Regions from separate parts of the Homo sapiens genome. Here region 1 is linked to region 2. A link is a loop called in an ENCODE intact Hi-C map of the cell type or tissue named here. Cell type or tissue: A673. All regions are shown on one strand. Each heading gives the region's core, and the rest is flanking DNA. Links, peaks and the distances in the headings are about the cores only.

Region 1 (2,923 bases), core at 297-2,796, 94 kb after region 2:
TGCCCTGGGCTTTGGTGAGGCGTGACAGTTTATCATGACCGTGTTCAGGCAGGAAAACGTGGATGATTACTACGACACCGGCGAGGAACTTGGCAGGTAAAGGGGGTACCAGAAGCGTACCCTCCTGGATTGTGGAAATGCATAACGATGGGGCCATTGGGTGGTAAACAAATGCAGTTTGAATCAGGCGTCTCCCTCGCCCTTTCTGGAGATGCGCAAATCATAGAGAAAAGAGTTACTAACCCAGCGGTAAACCGCCTGATCCAAGGGCCTGGGGGTGGAGGAGAGGCAGCAGTTCAGGGCTAGATTATGATGCACAGTATATTGATCCAGTCCCCTGGACAAAATCAGATTTAATTGTCCGTGCTAACTCTTGTCAGCCCTTGCCCTTCTGTGACAACAGGACAAACACTAAGATTATAATTGCAATTGGAGTTAGCTTTTATGTGTGATTTAAACGGAGGGTACAAACTAATTAATAGGTTTTAAAAATCTTAGTACTTTACCCTCTATCTAAATTTTCAGTGTAATTTGAGCAAGTATTGGTAGGTGGTAAATGGAGACTTGCCAGATGTTGACATTGGGCTTGGATTTTGAAACTTCTTCCAACCAGGAATTTAATTACCTGGTTGGTGTTGGTGGTTGCTTTGGTTTCATTTACAATGTTAAATTTTTAACAAATCAATGAGAGTCTAATATGGCTATCTGGATTCAGAGCATACCTCCATTGCTGTAGCAGCTGTGATTCTCAGTGTAAAATCTTTCAGTTTCTAGGTAAACAAAGAATAGTTTCTTTCGGGGCATCTAAGGGCTGATTGCTGTTTCCTTTGACTGTGTATTAGACAGAGTGTTTTGGGCTCTGGTCAACTTTAGTAGAAAACCTAGTTTTCATACATACATTTAAAACTGAATTTATGGAATTTGACTGTGGTGTATTTACATTGTGAGTGGAGTAGGCAAAAGGATCTTTAAACAAACAAAATATGTATTTACTTATATGTGCATTGAAATATGTATTTTCCCATATACATCTGATGTCCTGATACAAAGCTTCCTTTTTCTCCATGAAAAGGAAATTAAAAAACACCCACATCCTGGATTGCCTAATGAGAATTATGGAAACTAAGCTTAACTAAATTTTTTTAAAAATTCAAATGATAGTGTAGAATTTTTTTAAAAGTTACTGTAACAGAGTATTTCTCTAAATATTTAGTATCGACTGAAAACATAGATGGGGGCCTGTGCTTAGGAAGAGCTCTCTGTATATTGATGATCTGGTGAGTAAATAAGGAAAGCTCTTCAAACATCACATTTCATGGATATGTTTAAGATTAAAGTTTAAGAGTGTGTGGGTGAAATATTTGGTTTAACTGGAATTAAATAACTTTACTGTGGTTTTCAGCAAGATGAGTGGTATTTGGAGTTTTCCTTTGGGACTGGAAGAAAAAAGCAAAAAAATAAATTTTAATTTGATTTGCATAGTGTGGCCTGATCGTTTAAGTGTTGTTAGAAAGAGAGATGACTAAAATTAGTTGAGATTATTATATTATGGATTAAGTATATTGACCTTATTTTCATTATGATTTTTTGGTACCATTATGTGTTATGAGAAAGAAATAGAAAAAGAGGCCTCCCTGTGGTTGGCGAAGGGAGTTTTTGATCTTTATTTCGTGGGCGTGATGATGAGGGGAGGGAGGTGGCTTACTTATTTGTCACTAGCACTTTGATTTGCTCAGTGTACATTTTTGTGTATAACGTTCTCCCCACTGTGCAAGGCAAATTGACAAATTGTTTATTAAATAATTTGTGTGACCTAGGAATTTTAAAGAAATGCTCTGAAAAACTGGAAGTCTGAAGTTTTTAAAAATGAAATGTACAGACTCATCTATCTTGTATAACTGCTATTGTTTTTGCCAAAAAATGAGTGAATGATTGTTTTTTGGAAAATTTTTCAAGTCCTGATTTTATGTCTGCCTTGGATGTAGCCACTTCCTGAAAACAAGTCCTAATGTAAAATGGACATGTAGGAAGATGCTGCTTATATGACATCACGTGTCACTGAGGGAAGATTGGGAGTGGAGGCAGGAGTTTGGTGGCAGGAAAATGGAAATGGGCAGATATGTGGCACAAATGCAAGGTCATTCTAAGCAGTGAATTACTAGTAGACCAGTATCTAAGATTTAAGACTTTACTTGGCCAGGCGAGGTGGCTCACACCTGTAATCCCAGCACTTTTGGGAGGCTGAGGTAGGCAAATCACGAGGTCAGGAGTTCAAGACCAGCCTGGCTAACATAGTGAAACCCTGTCTCTACTAAAAATACAAAAAAAATTATCTAAGATTTAAGACTTTAATTGGCCAGGCGCAGTGGCGCGCGCCTGTAGTCCCAGCTATTTGGGAGGCTGAGGCATGAGAATCGCCTGAACCTGGGAGGCGGAGGTTGCAGTGAATGGAGATCGCGCCACTGCCCTCCAGCCTGGGTGATACAGCGAGACTCTGTCTCAAAAAAAAAAGAAAGAAAAAAAAGACTTTACTTATATATCTTTAGCAGTCATCTAAATAATAACGATTCACTTACCTTATAAATGTAGTGAGACAAAGTACATAGCCAGGAGGAAAGATGGGTTTTTGAAGAAGTAGAGTACAAGTATTATTGTTAATGTTATTTTACTTTTAGGAAAATTGAAAATGTTCGTATTTGTGTGTACTGCCTAAGACTTCTGTAAAAGCTCTCTGTCAACGGTCAGGAACTTTATAGAGTATTGCAACTATTGCAGCAGTCCATCTGCAGCAGTAATAGAGCAGATGGGCCACTGGACAGATACCCTGGTCCAAAACCTGGCTCTGCAACTTGCCAGTTTTCTTGAACAGGCCATTTACCCACTCTGACACTCAGGATTTTCCTCTATGAGAGGTTTAGTGCTT
Region 2 (2,923 bases), core at 138-2,637:
AACAAACCTCAGTGGCTCCCCATTTCCTGCACCATAAGGTGCAGTCTCCTTAGCATGGCCCATAAAAACTTGAAAAGCATACAAGCCCATCTTTCTGGTCACTTTACATCCTGGCCACTTACGAACCTGTGAGCTACCCACAACTTATTAGTGCCTGTATCCTTAGCACCCTGTCACTCTTGTGCCTCTGTGCCTTGGTTCATGCTGTTCTTTTAAATTGTGGTGCTCTTCCCCAGCTCCCAGGTCAGATAGATATCTCTTATCTGACACATTCACTGATATCACCGCCACTATTCCTCCTCCATGGGGGAAAGTAACTCTCTCAATCAGAGTGCGCATACTTCTATTCTGGCATATGCACACTCACATTCTACAATAGTGTTTTTATATTTCTATCCCTCACTAGACTGTAGTCTCTTCAGTGGCAGGGGTCACTCTAGGTACCTTAGAATTTGCGGCACATACGCAGCACAGAGCCCAGCATGAGGAGGTGCTAAATGTGTGGCTGAATATTTGAATTAGTAAAGGAAAGAATCTCAGACTTATATCCCACTCAGGGTGCTTTCACTACATCTTGATCACTTCAAGACAGAAAAAAACAACAAAAGCAAACAAGCAAAAAAAAAAAAAGAAAAAAAGCAAGAAAAAAGCTAGCAAAAGCAATCAGAGAGGGAATCCTATATACACCCCACCTTCTTCCTAAACCCCTGTGGCTAGGAAACAATTGCCACACTGGGAACCAGTGGTGTTGAAATCAGCAATAGTGGAAGAATTTACATTATGGAAATTAGCAAATCGTGCAAATAATATTCGGGGGAAGGGAGATTTGTTGTTGTTTCCATTTAAAATTGTACAATTCAGTGGTTTCCTAATATATTCATTAGGTTATGCAACTACCACCATCAAATTTCAGAACATTTTCATCACACCAAAAAGAAACACAGTCATTAGCAGTCACTCCTCATAACTCCCCACCCCAGCCCCTGGCAGTGTTTCTTGTTTTTTGAGAGCTGGTTGTTAAACATTTACAGCACACCACTGCTGGGAATGCAGCTATTTCTATAATAACAGTTACTTTTCTCTTCCTCACTTAATGTTTTGATTCTTCAAGAATCTTGAGGCCTCCTAAACCTCAAAGGTTTGTAACACAAAGATGATTTATCTTTAAAAGAAGTTATTTCAACTCTCACTTAATTCAATTTATCTGTCACAGAATGAGATGAAAAATTGTTATGCATAGAGAGGAAAATCAGAAACTAATAAATCTTTAAAAAGGCTAGATCACTTTCTGCTGGATTAGTATGTGGGATTTACTTTTGCATGAGACAATGGGCTCTTGTCTATTTTTAGCGTAGATAATGCATTTCCTAGGACCCACAGGAGGCCTTGGCTTCTCCTATTACTGAACACACATGCAGAGACCAGAGATTTTGTGAAAGAGAAAAAGAAAAAAGACAAGGGGAAAGGATTGGTGGTTTGCTCTTTTGATCACTAATGCAACTCCATCAGGAAAGATGAAATATAATGCCCAAGAATTTCCTAAAAGAAATTCACTAGAAATGCACAAAAATACACTTGTTTCAAAAGATGTACATACATCCCCATATGCATGTGAAGGCACTTGCACCATGAAGTCATTTGTTAATCTCCTAATGACCCAATGACCCTAGAACAGTTCCCTAGATGTGGGCTCCCAGACACCAGATGCACATTACTCATCTAATTAATGCTGCTGATGAACTTGTTTCAAAATCTTTTATATTTGTAAGCAGGAAAGGTTGGGCTGTCCTCTAAGATAGCATAAACCAAAAATAAAATTCTGAGCCCTGTAACCGTCTGAATGGACCCTTCCTTTTGGCCAAGAGCATTCCAAAGTCAACCTGAAAAACTAGTTCTGTTCATGATGGGAAGAGGGGGTGGGACATGCCTTATTACCATTAACGTCAACACAGACCTTGAGACTGATAGAACAGACTCTAAGTCTGGTAAATATTTACAAGCTATCCTCTCTGAAGCCTGCTACCCTGAAGCTTCATCTGCATGGTAAAACCTTGGTCTTCATAATCCCTTACCTTAACCTAAACATTCTTTTCTATTGATTCCGGGTCTGTAGATAATAACCAATCGCCAATCAGAAAATCTTCGAATGCATCTATGACCTGGAAGCCCCTGACTTCCAGTTGTCCCACCTTTCCTGACCAAGCCAATGTACATCTTACATGTATTGATTGATGTCTTATGTCTCTCTAAAACATATAAAAAACATATAAATGCAAGATGCAGCCTGACCACCTTGGGCACATGTGTCATCAGGACCTCCTGAGGCTGTGTCATAGGCATGTCCTTAACCTTGGCAAAATAAACTTTTAAATTGATCAAGACTTATCAAGACTTATCTTTTGGTTTATGATCAAGACTTTTTGGTTTATGTAGGGACTCCATCTTTTTTTTTTTTTTTTTTTTTTTGAGACGCAGTCTTGCTCTGTTGCCCAGGCTGGAGTGCAGTGGTGTGATTTCGGCTCCCTGCAAGCTCTGCCTCCTGGGTTCACCTCATTCTCCTGCCTCAGCCTCCGGAGTAGCTGGGACTACAGGTGCTCACTACCACGCCTGGCTAATTTTTTTGTATTTTTAGTAGAGCCGGGGTTTCACCATGTTAGCCAGGATGATCTCGATCTCCTGATCTCGTGATCCGCCCGCCTCGGCCTCCCACAGTGCTGGGATTACAGGCGTGAGCCACCGTGCCTGGCCTGTAGGGACTCTATCTTGTTACTCAAATTGTAGTTTGCTGTCCAGCACCATCAGCATTACCTGAGAGCCTGTCAGAAACACAGAGCCTGAGGCCAGGTGCTGTGGCTCATACCTGTAGTCCCAATGCTTTAAGAGGCTAAGGTGGGAAGACTGCTTGAGGACAGAAGTTCAAGAC

Evidence for each region. Peaks named below come from ENCODE experiments on the same cell type or tissue, not always from the same donor. Only the 100,000 strongest peaks of a DNase experiment are listed, where the experiment ranks them.
Region 1: it touches region 2 in a loop (3-fold over the local background); 4 of 110 quality-filtered maps call a loop at or near these places.

What each region holds. Positions count from the first base shown.
Region 1 is chr9:87,499,044-87,501,966 of GRCh38, forward strand. It overlaps DAPK1 (death associated protein kinase 1), which reads left to right. Exons shown (of 26, transcript NM_004938.4): 2 at 1-96. The coding sequence starts at 35. Among named protein-coding and RNA genes, the nearest start is that of DAPK1, 2.6 kb to the left of the region's middle. In A673, for the core only: a CTCF peak has its summit at 1,653; a DNase peak (open chromatin) is centred at 1,658; H3K4me3 peaks cover 2,500 bases; H3K27ac peaks cover 2,049 bases.
Region 2 is chr9:87,405,024-87,407,946 of GRCh38, forward strand. It overlaps the pseudogene LOC112268032. Among named protein-coding and RNA genes, the nearest start is that of DAPK1, 91 kb to the right of the region's middle. RefSeq lists an enhancer at 484-1,034. In A673, for the core only: no CTCF peak of the experiment used is centred there; DNase peaks (open chromatin) are centred at 868 and 1,368; H3K4me3 peaks cover 967 bases; H3K27ac peaks cover 2,500 bases.